5 separate regions of the Homo sapiens genome follow, and all the other regions are linked to region 4. The links are chromatin contacts, found by Hi-C or POLR2A ChIA-PET in ENCODE. All regions are on one chromosome and are shown on one strand. Each heading gives the region's core, a stretch centred on a gene start or an enhancer-like site at or near the end of the contact. The rest is flanking DNA. Distances are from core to core; before and after follow the strand shown. Region 1 holds the start of CCL5 (C-C motif chemokine ligand 5). Region 2 holds the start of SNHG30 (small nucleolar RNA host gene 30). Region 3 holds the start of TADA2A (transcriptional adaptor 2A). Region 4 holds the start of PIGW (phosphatidylinositol glycan anchor biosynthesis class W). Region 5 holds the start of CCL15-CCL14 (CCL15-CCL14 readthrough (NMD candidate)).

Region 1 (2,700 bases), core at 135-2,634, 650 kb before region 4:
GAGACCTAGGGCAGGTTGTGGGGAGGCTTCCAAAGCTCAGGCTCCATGACTCAGCCAGGATCCTAAGAAGGGCCTGGAGATGCATATTGTATCTTGGGAGCTCTGGTTGAGCTTCAGTGAGAAGGGCTCTCAACAGAGAACTTCTTGTTGGTCAGTTAATTCAAGATGACGTTGGGAAGCATCAGTTGCCACTTCCCAGCAGAGGAGTAGTTTTTATTTTCCCAGCAAGATGGAACCAGGTTTGAATACCAGTCTCCCCATTTCCTAGCTGTGTGCCTCCATGGACAAGTTACTTAACCTCTCTGTTTTCCCATCTGTACATCAAGGACAGCTACTCAAAGAAGGGTTGTGGGTATTAAATAAGATGTACAAAAATCGGCTGGGCACGGTGGCTCACGCCTGTAATCCCAGCACTTTGGGAGGCCGAGGCGGGCGGATCACGAGGTCAAGAGATCGAGACCATCCTGGCTAACATGGTGAAACCCCGTCTCTACTAAAAAATACAAAACATTAGCAGGGTGTGGTGGCGGGTGCCTGTAGTCCCCGCTACTCCGGAGGCTGAGGCAGGAGAATGGCATGAACCCGGGAGACGGAGCTTGCAGTAAGCCGAGATCGTGCCGCTGCACTCCAGCCTGGGCGACAGAGCGAAGACTCCATCTCAAAAAAAAAAAAAAAAAAAAAAAAGATGTGCCAAAATCAGCACAATGCCTGATCCATAGTAACCATTTAATTAGCTTTTATTATCCTCTCCTTGTTTTTATTTGTTTTTTAAATGTATTCACTCTAATAAAGCCACATACCCTCTCATAAGCCAATTTTTTTTACATTTATGAAATGAGAGAGAATATGGCTGTCTCAGGGTCTCAGGAAGTTTTAGTTTAGTTAAATTTCTTAGAAACCCTGCTGCTGACAGGCATGAGTCAGACGTGTTTCAAAGTCAGTGTGAGCTACTCATGACTACTAATCTCCCCAACATGAGTCCACACTCAGTGAACACCTGTAGGCCTTGAGGGTGTAGACCTTAAAGACAGAAAAACTGATCAGGAGATCCCTGCCATGAAGCAGCATAGAGATCTCTCAAGGACAACAGGACATATGGGTAAGACAATTCATAAGAATGTAAATAATGGGGTTCAGACAGTATTCATGCTACAGTTGAAAAGAGGGCAAGGTGTGGGACAGTCATTGGGATGGGGTAGGCATTCTAGGCAGAGTCTGACTCCAGGGGCTGTGGTGGTCAAGACCAGGACTTACATGGGGAGGCAGATGCAGGAGCGCAGAGGGCAGTAGCAATGAGGATGACAGCGAGGGCTGCCGCGGAGACCTTCATGGTACCTGTGGGAGAGGCTGTGCGAGGTCCACGTGCTGTCTTGATCCTCTGCAGGAATCCTCTGCAGCTCAGGCTGGCCCTTTATAGGGCCAGTTGAGGGGCATCCCCTAAGGGGAGTTTCCAAAATAGCAACCAAGCATTGGCCGGTATCATAAGTGAAATTGCACAAAACGGAAAAGAAAACTGAAATAGCCTCCGGAAATTCGAGTCTCTGTCTCTCCCTCACTGCTCTCTCATCTAGAGTGAGCTCATCAGTTTCCTCTTTGACCAAGCACCAATGGTGGAAAAATTTCTCTGCTGACATCCTTAGTTTTACCTTCCAGGGAAGGGGTCCTCCTCAGAGAGCAGGAAGCCGCTTTCTTGGGGACAACAAGGAGTGGCAGTTAGGACAGGATCAGAAGTCACTGAGTCTTTATTACTCACTGAGTCACTGAGTCTTCAAAGTTCCTGCTTATTCATTACAGATCTTACCTCCTTTCCCTCATCCATGGAAGGATGTTATTTATAAAGTGTTTTATTGAGGAGGGTCCTCTGGATATACAGTCCCCAAAGGAGGTGAGCACACTCACACTGTAAATTGAGGCAGTTGATCTGAGCTGGGCATTGGGAACCTTTTCACAAGATATGAGTTGGAATGAGTCCTCTTGTGGGAATTTCTTGCTTTCATCCTGGTCATAGGGTCTCTCCCATTTACTTGCTAAGCGACCTTTGGGAAAAGTGCTTAATGTCTTTGAGTTCTATTTCCTTGTTTATAAAGTGGAATAATTGATTAGAGACTTGTTGAGAAGCAGAGGGAGAGAAAGATATCTTACAGCATACTCTATCATTATTGGCTACCATTTACCGAGGGCTTATCTGTGCCAGCCACTATTCCACTGTCCTAGCGCGTGTCAACTCATTTACTATTATTATCCCCATTTTATGAATGAGGAAACTCAATAAATACTGGGATCCCATCTCACTGTAAGGCCTTCTTGGGCACAAAAGTTACAGAATATGAAAGCTTCAAAGGACTTTAGGGATCATTTTTTCCATGTTCTTCAGTTGCACAAGAGGAAACCAAGGCCCAGTGAGCAGGAGTGACTTGCTAAGAACACACAGCAAATGAATGACAGAGTTGGGATCAGAACCCAGTTGCCCTCACTCCCACTTCAGTGCTCTGTCCATTAAGTACTGCCCAACATTAAAGGGTTCGTGGTTAGGAGTATCCTCAAAACTGAACCCATGTGGAACTTCTGGATTAGAGCTAGGGTCCTTACTGCATTCCAAAGAACTGGATACAGTAAGTCTTCATCAATTCCTATTTTAGTAGTTCAGAATTAGCAACAATTTGGTCCGGGCTAGGCTGAAATTGGCATCTGAATAATAAT
Region 2 (2,700 bases), core at 183-2,682, 970 kb before region 4:
CATGAGATGGCACACGTATTTATGATGTCTGAAGGTCACAATCACATTATCATATCAACCTGAAAATGTCACCACTATCTGGAGAGTTGGACATGTTTTATTGGGGACATATTTTTTCTCTCTGAATCTGTTATGAACGCTTTGGTTGGCTGAGTTCAGTAATAAATATGTGAGACCTTTCATTTCAAAAAAAAAAAAGAAAGCAAGCAAGCAACAGGTTGAGAGAAAGGGAGATGGATGGGAGAAAGATAAACCAGGTAGAGGAAATAGCACGCGCAAAGGCACATTGTCTTCACTGTCTAATCTCTCCAATCCTTAACGAACGAAAGAGGCCTTGAGTGGGTCTGGTACAGAAGACTCTCCATTTTACTTCTTCATGTCCTTTTACCCATTCCTGTCTAACATTCATCACAATCCTCATTCGCCTTTCATATGCCACTCCTCTATTTCCACTGCCAATCTAATTTAAGCTCCTATTAGCTCTCACCTGGACCATTGCAATAGCTTTCCCTCCTTTCGCTCTCTGCCCCCCACCAATCTAAACACAGTTGAGGCCGGGCACGGTGGCTCACGCCTGTAATCCCAGCACTGTGGGAGGCCGAGGCGGTAGGATCACCTGAGGTCAGGAGTTCAAGACCAGCCTGGCCAACACGTTGAAACCCCGTCTCTACAAAAGTACAAAAATTAGCCCGGCATGATGATGGGTGTCTGTAATACAGCTACTCGGGAGGCTGAGGCACGAGAACCGCTTGAACCTGGGAGGCGGAGGTTGCAGTGAGCCGAGATCGCGCCACTACACTGCAGCCTGGGCGACAGAGCGAAACTCCATCTCAGGAAAATAAATAAATAAATAAATAAATAAATAAATAAATAAATAAAATCAGCCGGGCGTGGTGACGCCTGCCTGTAATCCAAGCTGCTCAGAAGGCCGAAGCAGGAGAATAGCCTGAGCCTGGGAGGCGGAAGTGGCAGTGAGCCGAGATCGCGCCACTGCACTCCAGCCTGGGCGACTTGAGTGAGACCCTGTCACAAAAAAAAAAAAAAAAAAAACCCAAAACCATTTCTTCCCGCAATCCCAGGGCACACACACTATAATCCTGCCTCAAATGCTCATTCCCAGTTATGAAACAGGGTACAGGCAAAACCACTCTGCCTAACAGTCACCCCGACGGCCGACGGCGAGGAATTGTGGAGGGGGCGGGGGAGAATTGCTCAGAACTTGGAAAGCGACTGGTCTCTCAGGATAGAGACCGCGACGCAAAGAAGTGACGGAAAAGATGCGTCCGCCATCCCTTTTGCTCCACCCCTGACGTTGGCCTCGGCCTTCGATTGGCTGCTCCTCCCACCAGCCCCGCCTCAGGGGCGCCCACGTGACCCGATGGCCGCCGTGGGATTGGTTGTTCGGCGAGAGCCGCGCTAGGCTGTAAGACCTGAGCCGGGCGGAGAAGCAAAGGAGAGGGAAGCTGGAAGCACCTTTGGCCCGGGACAGAAATCTGGAGAGCTTGGCTACCTCCATCCTCCTCAGGCCGGAGCAGGCTTCCTGAGAGAGTCCAGGTCGTAGGAGTTTTACGACTTAGAAAAGCGGGCTGCAGATTCCTTCCTGGGTGTTTGGTTCAAGCCTTGGCTCCAGCCTCACTCTCAGTCTTCCCGGGAGTTCGTGGGATTTGGACCTTAGATTATTAGTATTATTTTGAGGGCCTCCTGTGTGTAAGCACTGGTTGTGCGCAGATGGCTGTGCAGAGGGCCATGAGGTAGAGGCTGGGGAAATGAGGGCTTGGAGGTGCTTGAGGTATGGTCTTTACCTACGTGAAATGTTGGAGGTAAGTCGGATTTATAACTTGTGTTGATGCTTTTATAATCTAGGAGCTTAGGGTTTAGTAGGAAGAGTCGCTCATTCAATGAATTAAACGCTCATTCCTATGTACTAGGCACCATTCCGAGTGCAGTGGCTACAAAGACTAGTAGAACATAGTCCTGGTTCTTTAGGAACTCTGTGATTGGGCAAGTGGGAGAGAGGGCGGAAAACGTGAACTGGTGAGTAGTTGGCGTGTGATGCGTGCCGTAGTGGAAGAAAGTGCTGTGAGAGTTAGAAGAGGGGGATGATTGAAGGAATTAAGGACATTTAACAGAAAGTGATATTTGAGTAAAGTTTATTTTTGTTTTGTTTTTTTTTTTTTTTTGAGACGGGAGTCTCGCTCTGCCTCCCAGGTTGGAGTCCAGTGGCGCTATCTCGGCTCACTGCAACCGCCGCCTCCCGGGTTCAAGCAGTTCTCAGCCTCAGCCTCCCAAGTAGCTGGGATTACAGGCGCACACCACCACGCCCGGCTAATTTTTGCGTTTTTAGTAGAGATGGGGTTTCACCATGTTGGCCAGGCTGGTCTTGAACTCCTGACCTCGTGATCCACCCGCCTCGGCCTCCCAAAGTGCTGGGATTACAGGCCAAAGCCACCGCTCCCGGCCTTGAGTAAAGTTTAAAAAGTATACTTAGGGTGGGTATTTATCCCTCCATGAAAGCGCCTTTTACTCAGCCAGCACAGAGCCATCCCTTTGCCCTTCCAGATGCCTGACTGGGACCTTGCTTATGGATGTGTGAGCTTTTAATCTCTGGCTGTAATCTTACCCACTTCAACCTAAACTTGGAATGATTACTCTTGACCCTTTTTTTGAGTGATAAGGCAAATCTCCCCACACCTGGGCATT
Region 3 (2,700 bases), core at 8-2,507, 870 kb after region 4:
TGTAACCTCTGCCCCCAGGGTTCAAGCGATTCTACTGCCTCAGCCTCCGGAGTAGCTGGGATTACAGGTGCCTGCCACCACACCCGCGTAATTTTTTGTATTTTTAGTAGAGACGGGATTTCACCATGTTGGTCAGGCTGGTCTAGAACTCCAGACCCTGTGATCCGCCCGCCTCGGCCTGCCAAAGTGCTGGAATTACAGGCGTGAGCCACCGCGCCCGGCAGGGCTTTTTTTTTTTTTTTTTTTTGGAATGAACTTGTATTATGCATATACCAAAAAAGAATGAAAGGGTTCACACAGGCATAAAGTGTAAGTGAATTCTAAAAAAAGGTTGGGCAAATTTATCAAAGGCAGACTTCTAAATAGATGTAACAGTTATATAGTTCAGATAAACCATGGTTTGAATTCCCTTCCCCAGTACTTCCTAGCAGTGTGATCCCAAGTTATTTATGTCAGTGCCTAGATTTCTTCACCTGGAAAATAGGGATAACAACAGGTGCCTACCTCACAAGTTTTAAATGAGACCGTATGTGTAACCTGCTTTGTGCAATGTCTGGCATGCAATAAGTACTCGACAAATGGTAGCTATTAGAATCATCATTAACAGCAGTAATAAGAGATCTTGGGACATACCTAGCCCTCAAGATTGACATCAGAGTAGACCACCACATCCTCTCATCATTGCGCCTCAATTTGGGCCTCTGAAGCCCAAAGAGGGGATGGTTCTTTCCAAAGAAGACAATTTCGACGTTCCAGGAGCATCTGATTGAAACGCACCCTCTTCACCCCTTAAAATCAGTCTGGTTCATCCACGAGCAGCCCTTCGGGGCCCGGACTGGAGAGGCGCCACGGCTCGCCGTCCCTGGGCCCAGTTCCCTCAGCCTCAATTTCCCTTGCTGCAACAGGGGTGGAGATGGGAACGTTATCCCCAAACCCAGGCAGTCCCGGCTCGGCCCGCCTCACCGCACTCCGGAGGGGACCAAACAGCCCCACGCGCCAGGAAGCCTCAGGCAACGGGCCACGCGCCACACGGGCAAAGTGATTACTGGTCGGATCAAAAGTCAGGCAAGCGGCTCAGCCCCATCCTCCCAGTCCTCGGGCACGGGGACAGCAGCAGGCGCGCGGCGGGGACCGGGAAAAGGCCAAGAGGGCGGTGGCGGGCGCTCAGCACCCGGCGGGGGCCTCCACGGCCGAGGGGCGGAGGCGGCGGGCGCGCGGCACGCGGCGCGCTCGCCACTGCGCCGCCCGGGGGCGCGCACGCAAAGCCCGGAGGCGCGCGCGACCGGCGGCTCTTTGGCGCGGATTAGGGGGTCTCGGCGAGGTGAGGCGCCAGGCAGCGCTGGGCGGGCGGGCGGGCGGGTGGCGGAGCGCGAGCCCCTCTAGCGGGACTAGGGAGAAGCGGGGGCCACGAGGTGCGGCGGGGGAGGAGTCGCGGGCTGCGGGCCCCGGCGGCGGGCTTGACGCGGCAGGCTGGCGGGCCGGCGGGCGGGCAGCGGCGGGCCTCGCCGCTCTGTGGGGGAGGGCGGTGTGGGGCCGGGCCTGACCCCGGGGGCCCGCCCCGCGTCTGGGCGGTGCCCCAGTGCCCCGGCCTCGCCATTTCCCGCTCAGCCCTGGAGCGCGTAGCTCTACCAAGAATGGCCACTGTGCCAGATGCCCCTGACCAGCGTTGCCCATTTGAATTTCCTAGCAGGCCCCCCAAAGTAGGTATTTCAGTACCCTGTTAGAGCTGAGGCGCAGGTAAAATGACTGGCCCAGGCCGGTCCCACCCCGTAAGGATTTGAACGTTGGCTCCACAACTCGGGAGCCTGCGCCTTTCCTCCTCCCAACGTGGACTCCTGCCCGGCGAAGTGCCTCACTTCCTTCTCCCGGTAACTGATTCGAATTTGGCGATTGTTAGTTTGGAGCTAGCGCCAGTGTTTCCACGGAAGTTGGTGTCAGAATGTGGTCTCTTGTGAAAGGGGGAGAAAGAAGATTCTGCAGACTGCAATATTGTGCTTTTTTGCCTTTTTTTTTTTTTCTCCTAGGCTGTACTGCAGTGCAGTGGCACGATCGCGGCTCACTGCAATCTCCGCCTCCCAGGCTCAAGCGATTCTCGTGCCTGAGGCGTGGGCCACCACGCCCAGCTAATATTTGTATTTTCAGCAGAGGTGGGGTTTCACCATGTTGGCCAGGCTGGTCTCGAACTCCTGACCTCAAGTGATCCTTCCGCCTCGGCCTCCCAAAGTGCTGGGATTACAGGCGTGAGCCACCACGCCCGGCCCTACTATTTTTTTATTTTTTGAGATGGCGTTTCTTTCGCCCAGGCTGGAGTGCAATGGCGCCATCTCAACACACTGCAACTTCTGCCTCCCAGGTTCAAGCGATTCTCCTGCCTCAGCCTCCCGAGTACCTGGGATTACAGGCGCCCGCCACCACACCTGGCTATTTTTTGTATTTTTAGTAGAGATGGGGTTTCGCTGTGTTGGCCAGGTTGATCTCGAACTCCTGACCTCAGGTTATCTGCCCACCTGGGACTCCCAAAGTGCTGAGATTACAGGCGTGAGCCACCGCACCCGGCCTCCTACTGTGCTTTTTCGAGTGTTGATCAGTCCCTATTGACTGTGCATCCTTTACTGGACGTCTGTTTTTGTTTTTGTTTTTTGAGAGGGAGTTTCACACTTGTTGCTCAGGCCAGAGTGCAACAGCGCGTTCTCAGCCCAC
Region 4 (2,707 bases), core at 113-2,612:
TGAGGCGGAAACAGGTATCAGGACCGTGCTGGACCACTTAAGGTGTGGTGCTACAGCCCTAAAAGATCCTGACCCTGGACACTGACTGTACCCCATCCAAGGGACAGCCATGCAGAGGGCTCCAGAGAACAAAGCTCTTTCAACTGGGAACTCATCTCAAGCAATAGGTCCAGAGGGGCAGCACAACAGGTTTGGGGTTTGAATCCAAAACCCAAGGCCCCTGGCACAGAACCCAAGAACTAAGCCTCACTCTGTTTCCTCGTTTACAAAACGGAGTGATAATATCCAGATCTCACGGGGCTAAATGAAGCGTTAAAGGGGCTAATACCTGTGAAAGCGCTCTGCAAATGTTATTACGATGCAGCATCAGCTCCTAGCTGGAGTCAAGTGAGATTAGAGCAGTTTTCTCCAGTTCTCCCAGCTCCTGCTCCAGTCGGTTTCGCGGTTACCAGCCAAGAATTTCTGGAAAGGGTGTGAACACTGTGGGCAGAAAGGAGACGGTAATGAGTAAATGGAACACCGAATCAAGGCAAGTGGCAACCTGATCACCAGTCCCTCCTTCTCAGACTGTTTCTTTCTAGGCATGGAGGACAGTGGGAGGGCAGACGCTGAGAAGCGCTGGGTAAGGATCTCATCAGTCCAGCTGGCTCCGCCCCCAGGTTCCCGGCGGGAACCGGGGACTCAAGGTCCGGGCGTCGTGCCGCAAACCCAGGGCTGGGATGCCGTTCCGGAAGCACCTGGCACGGGGAGAGTATGTCCTTCCCAGGAAGGTGGACGTGACCCCAGCCAAGGGCGCAGCTGCCCTGACACCTCCCGGGACCAGCCGCCCCCTCCCGGGGTCCTCAGCTGGGCGAAGAGTGGAGCAAGGACCCTCTCCCCCCAGGCCGCCCCCTGCCGGCCAGGTGGAAAGGTGGAGGGTGATCAAGAAAGACTTGTTTCAAGCAAGAGCCAAGAGCTGGGCTACCCCCTCGTGAGACACAAGAGGGTCAAAAGGAAAAGGCAAAAAGGAGGGAAACGGCGCTTTGGAAGGGGAGGTGGAGACGCCTACTTCTTCCTCACCGCTGCGGGGCAAACTGGCCTCCCAAGCCCCTTCCGCGTCTGAAGGGCTTCAGATATAGGTTCGGGTTGACACTCACCGGTCCCACGGCCCGAGCCGCCGTGCTTCAGGCCCCCGCCCGGCCAGACTGGAAAGGCGGGCGGGCCAGGTCAGGCGGCGGGAAGAACACGGGCAGGAGAGAAAAGAGGAGGGGCAAGAGCGTGCAGTGAGGAAAGGAACCTGGGAGCGCCGAACCGCACCCCGTCGGCTGCGGCACTGCTAAGTGGCCGGGGGTCGGCCGGCTCCTCCCTAGGGGCGGGGCGAGCACTCGCGGCGCGGGGCGCGCACGTGGCTTGGCCGGGACGCCTGGTCCGGCTTGCTGGCTTCAACTACGGTGAGATGTTTTGCGACCCTGGGGTAAAATGAGGGTAAAGCGGCAGCTTCCCACGTTCTGGGGGAGAAGCGCGGAAGCACGGTTTCCTGGGCCTTCGGGCGACACCAGGACTGGGGGTCTTTCAGTAGAGGTCGCCGCGGCGGAGTCTTGTGCGAGTGCGGCGGAGTGTTGTGCGAGGCCGGCGGACACCATTACCCTGATAGGGCCTCGCCGTGAGGTCTGAGGGGCCGTGTGAGGTGCATGGCGCGCCGTTTCCTCTCCAGGCGCTCCTCTCAGGGCTACGGCCCTAGAAGATCTGGCCTGCACCAGCCCAAAGGACATGACAGGAGTGGGTAGCCCACGGGACACTGGCACGAGCGCCATGATGGGCGGAGACGCGCGGAATCGGCCGGCCCGGAAGTGCCAGCTGCCTGCGTCGGCCGGAAGTGCCGCGCGGGAGGCGGAAGCGGCTGGTTCCCGCGTGGTTTGGCGGGTGCAGCGGCAGTCCGGCTGCCCTTCCCACGTAGACCGTCTGCTGGGGGCGCCGGCACCATTTGGAGTACGTGAGGTATACGGGTAGGGCGCGGCCAGGTCGGGCGTCTGTTAGGAAAAAGACTTTTTATTTTTATGTTTATTTTTTAAGAGACGGAGTCTCGCTCTGTCGCCCAGGTAGGAGTGCAGTGGCGCGATCTCGGCTCACTGCTGCCTTCCACCTCTGGGCTCAAGCGATCCTCCCGCCTCAGCCTGGCATTACAGGCGCGCACCACCACGCTCAGCTAATTTTTAATTTTTCTTTTTTTTTTTTTCACTCCTGGCCTTAAGCGATCCTCTCTCCTCCCAAAGCGCTAGGATTGCAGGCATGAACCACTTCTCTCGGCTAGGACTTTTATTTTTAATGGTCAACTGATTTGAGTTGGTTACTGTGAGATATTGTCACAGGTTCCAGACAGGCCATAATGCACGCATGCATTCACTTACTTATTCAGCTCATGGTACATTTAGAAACTCTAGGTTCATGTTTAACCAACAAATGTGTTCTTCCAGTATGCCGTTTTTCAGACAATGATGTGTGGCATTCAGAGGTGTTTTACAACCCTTAATAAAAGAGCAACTAACACTAGTATGTGCTATACATCCATTCTTAATGCACCCACCGTACCTACTTCCATCCTAACCTGAAAACATAGCTGTCTGTAAATGAGGAAAGGAGCAGCCTGGGGATCCAGAAATCACTGCAGGGGTCACGTTTTGTACCAAGGCAGTAGGTTTGGAGAGGCTCTGAACTGGAACCAAGGCCC
Region 5 (2,700 bases), core at 74-2,573, 530 kb before region 4:
ATTCAGACTACCCAGCCCTAAAGTGTATGCTCTGTGCTGCCTTGCTTTCCCCCGAGAAACCCCAATAAAGGTTCTGGCATAGGTTGTCCCTTCCCTCCTGTTTGTGACTCCTGCCCGTGACTCCTGCCCGTGACTCCTGCCCTGGATGCTTCCCTTGGGGCCCCGTGTGTCACGGTGTACCTCCTTCTCTTGGGAAATGTAAATAATACATTCTTTTTTCAATGTCATTGACCTCTTTGCGTTGACATTCACCTCCACAAATTAAGATTCCACAGGAACAAGTGAGACAGTGATCTTGGGTGAGTCACTTACCTGGCTGGTTCCTTTTCCTCTCACAAATCATAATTTTACACCAGATGGTAGATAGCAGTTCTAGCACCATAAAATTGTATGATTCTTTTTACAAATTTACAATTTAATTACAGTTCTTTTGTTCCAGCTAAAATATCAGCTAAGGGAAAAAATCAGATAATTTTTGCTGTGAAAAGGGAAATAATTGGCCCCAAATGGGACCAGTCATCTGTGTACCTTTCCCCGCCAGGGTCCAAAGGCTGCAGACAGAGCCAGGTCTATACCCTGCTGGTGCTTTTTAAATAAGTTCCATAACCATGTCTGGGCTGGAGAGTAGTCACAACATGTCTCCGTCCCAGAGCTTGAGTTACCATGGACCTGGTCACCTGGGAGAAAGCTCACTGGACTCACCATTTGTGAACTGGGCCTGGGATCCAAGGACAGCAACAAGCATGAGGCAGGAGAGGGCAGCCACGGAGACCTTCATCCTCCTGGTGGGCAGGCAGGGCTGGCCGAGGACTCCTGGGCTCACTGCTTCCTGGCTCCCCGGGATACCAGCTCTGCCCTTGTATTTATAAGAAGAGGAGGATCCAGGAAGTCCCAGGGCAGAGGTCAGAATGCTCTTCTTTAGCTATATAATAGTTACCATGCAGTTTCTAAAAAGAGAACAAGGCTGAGAGTGCAACAGAAAGTAGAGGACAAAGATGACTTGAACTGTCCCTGTGGATTTCCCGAATTATCCCAATAGCTACAGGCAGATAAAAAAAAATGTTTCAAGGAAGAGTCTTCCCTCCAGGAGATTAATCTAATCCTCTAAGCCTGAGATAGGAGTGGGGGACTATCTTAGACTCTTGGATTCAGGATTGGGATGTGGTGAATGCTGCCTTTTTTCCCTTTCCAGTTCTATTCCTGTAGTTCCAACCAGGAGGTGTTAGCAGTGGTGAATCCATATCAGTCTGCAGCAGCCTCAGTTCTTGCCTCCTCAGAAGAAATAATTCAACTGAGGGGTATAAGGCAGAGTGAGAGACCGAGACAAGATTTAGAGCAGGAATGAAAGTAAAGAACACTTGGAAAAGTGCCAAGCAGGTGACTGGAGAGATTCAAGTGCCTGGTTTGACCTTTGGATTGGGGTTTTATATGCTGGCATTCCGCATGCGCAGTGGTCTGCCAGCACTAGGGAGGGGCTGCATGCACAGTGTGCTTACTGGAGTTGTACGCATGCTCACTTGAGGCATTCCTTCTTGACCAGTCAAGTGTTCCTAGGTCACATACCAGTTGAACTCTGCCATTTTGCCTCTTAGTGCACATACTTGAGCCTACTTGCCTGACTCCTGAGATCTTAATGGGAAACTGTTGATCACCAGTTTGAGATATTTCTATCTATTGGGAGACTGTCTTTGCTGGTGCTGGCTTTGACCAATTACTGTTTTAGAGAGACAGTGTAACAACTGCCTGACCATCATCTGATGGTTGTCTGACATTCATGGTGGGGCAGGGGGCTCTCCCGCCCTGCTCATGTCTGAATAACTACCTACTATGAAACAGGGATTTTTTTTTTTTTTGAGACGGAGTTTTGCTCTTGTTGCCCAGGCTGGAGTGCAGTGGTGCATTCTCACTCACTGCAAACTCCACCTTCTGGGTTCAAGCGATTCTCCTGCCTCAGCCTCCTGAGTAGATGGGATTACAGGCATGTGCCACCACACTCAGCTAATTTTGTATGTTTAGTAGAGACGGGGGTGTTCACCATATTAGTCAGGTTGGTCTCGAACTACTGACCTCAGGTGATCCACCTGCCTCGGCCTCCCAAACAAAGGGACTTCAAAGGTAAGAATGAGTCAAGCTGGCCACGAAAATGGAGAACTGGAAAATCTCAAGATTAGAGGCTAGAAGACCTTCCCAGGCACTGATGATGCCACGTCAAGTTCTAACCACCCCATCTTGGACCTTCAAGTGCCTCCAAAGCCTATGATAAAGGGTGGCCACCAGAGGGAATTCTCTAATCTGCGAACTTGGCTGTGATTTTTCAAACAGAATCTGCCAGTGGCTTCTCATGGACTTGAGTCAACTCCAAGGTTTGTGTATGAGTGTAGAAAGTCCTTCAGAATAGGGTTCTCCTTATATGCACAACTCCTCTAGTTTCTAATGTAATGGCATTTAAATGCATATTAAGTTTAAATAGTGATGCACCTATTAATTTAGATTTTATACTTTTTTCTTTTGGAGTTAATTTTTTTTTTCAGGACCCCAATACTAAATGCCTAATGGGTAAATTGGCCCTGTGCAATACTAATTCCTAGCAACCCATTAACTCTACTCAGCAGTCAGCTCTGCCAGAAAGACTTCTTGGCTGTCGCTCCCACGAGGCTGGGCCAGGTGTCCCTTTTCAGTGTTTCTGGTACAGCATCTATC

Evidence for each region. A loop is a pair of places that touch in the nucleus more often than their neighbours do. ChIA-PET counts read pairs that join two places held with the same protein, here RNA polymerase II (POLR2A). Pooled maps may share reads with other maps.
Region 1: a pooled map shows a loop between it and region 4 (6-fold over the local background). The contact joins the promoter of CCL5 here to the promoter of PIGW in region 4. A Hi-C loop is called at or near these places in 3 of 50 pooled maps. POLR2A ChIA-PET finds 5 or more read pairs at or near these places in 3 of 52 experiments (HEK293, IMR-90 and activated B cell).
Region 2: a map of ascending aorta shows a loop between it and region 4 (8-fold over the local background). The contact joins the promoter of SNHG30 here to the promoter of PIGW in region 4. A Hi-C loop is called at or near these places in 2 of 168 maps with a recorded cell type or tissue (B cell and ascending aorta) and 11 of 50 pooled maps. POLR2A ChIA-PET finds 5 or more read pairs at or near these places in 2 of 52 experiments (activated B cell and activated naive CD4-positive, alpha-beta T cell).
Region 3: a pooled map shows a loop between it and region 4 (7-fold over the local background). The contact joins the promoter of TADA2A here to the promoter of PIGW in region 4. A Hi-C loop is called at or near these places in 4 of 37 single-sample maps with no recorded cell type and 12 of 50 pooled maps. POLR2A ChIA-PET finds 5 or more read pairs at or near these places in 3 of 52 experiments (Caco-2, MCF 10A and WTC11).
Region 5: a pooled map shows a loop between it and region 4 (2.0-fold over the local background). The contact joins the promoter of CCL15-CCL14 here to the promoter of PIGW in region 4. A Hi-C loop is called at or near these places in 1 of 50 pooled maps. POLR2A ChIA-PET finds 5 or more read pairs at or near these places in 2 of 52 experiments (CD8-positive, alpha-beta memory T cell and H1).

Annotation. Positions count from the first base shown.
Region 1 is chr17:35,878,976-35,881,675 of GRCh38, forward strand. CCL5 (C-C motif chemokine ligand 5) reads right to left here and starts at 1,385. Exons shown (of 3, transcript NM_002985.3): 1 at 1,255-1,385. The coding sequence starts at 1,330. All of the region lies in intron 1 of LOC105371745 (a long non-coding RNA gene), which reads left to right.
Region 2 is chr17:35,566,682-35,569,381 of GRCh38, forward strand. It overlaps SNHG30 (small nucleolar RNA host gene 30), which reads left to right and starts at 1,433. Exons shown (of 2, transcript NR_135479.1): 1 at 1,433-1,820. It also overlaps the pseudogene RPL39P32. RefSeq lists enhancers at 787-1,469, 1,170-1,299.
Region 3 is chr17:37,405,629-37,408,328 of GRCh38, forward strand. TADA2A (transcriptional adaptor 2A) reads left to right here and starts at 1,258. Exons shown (of 16, transcript NM_001166105.3): 1 at 1,258-1,321. It overlaps ACACA (acetyl-CoA carboxylase alpha), which reads right to left and starts at 1,208. Exons shown (of 56, transcript NM_198834.3): 1 at 634-1,208. The coding sequence starts at 671. RefSeq lists an enhancer at 2,390-2,700.
Region 4 is chr17:36,533,625-36,536,331 of GRCh38, forward strand. PIGW (phosphatidylinositol glycan anchor biosynthesis class W) reads left to right here and starts at 1,363. Exons shown (of 2, transcript NM_001346754.2): 1 at 1,363-1,968. It overlaps MYO19 (myosin XIX), which reads right to left and starts at 1,244. Exons shown (of 26, transcript NM_001163735.2): 1 at 1,137-1,244; 2 at 329-480. RefSeq lists an enhancer at 1-610.
Region 5 is chr17:36,000,715-36,003,414 of GRCh38, forward strand. It overlaps CCL15-CCL14 (CCL15-CCL14 readthrough (NMD candidate)), which reads right to left and starts at 1,324. Exons shown (of 7, transcript NR_027922.3): 1 at 703-1,324. It overlaps CCL15 (C-C motif chemokine ligand 15), which reads right to left and starts at 839. Exons shown (of 4, transcript NM_032965.6): 1 at 703-839. The coding sequence starts at 778. LOC107985068 (a long non-coding RNA gene) reads left to right here and starts at 815. Exons shown (of 2, transcript XR_001752854.2): 1 at 815-902.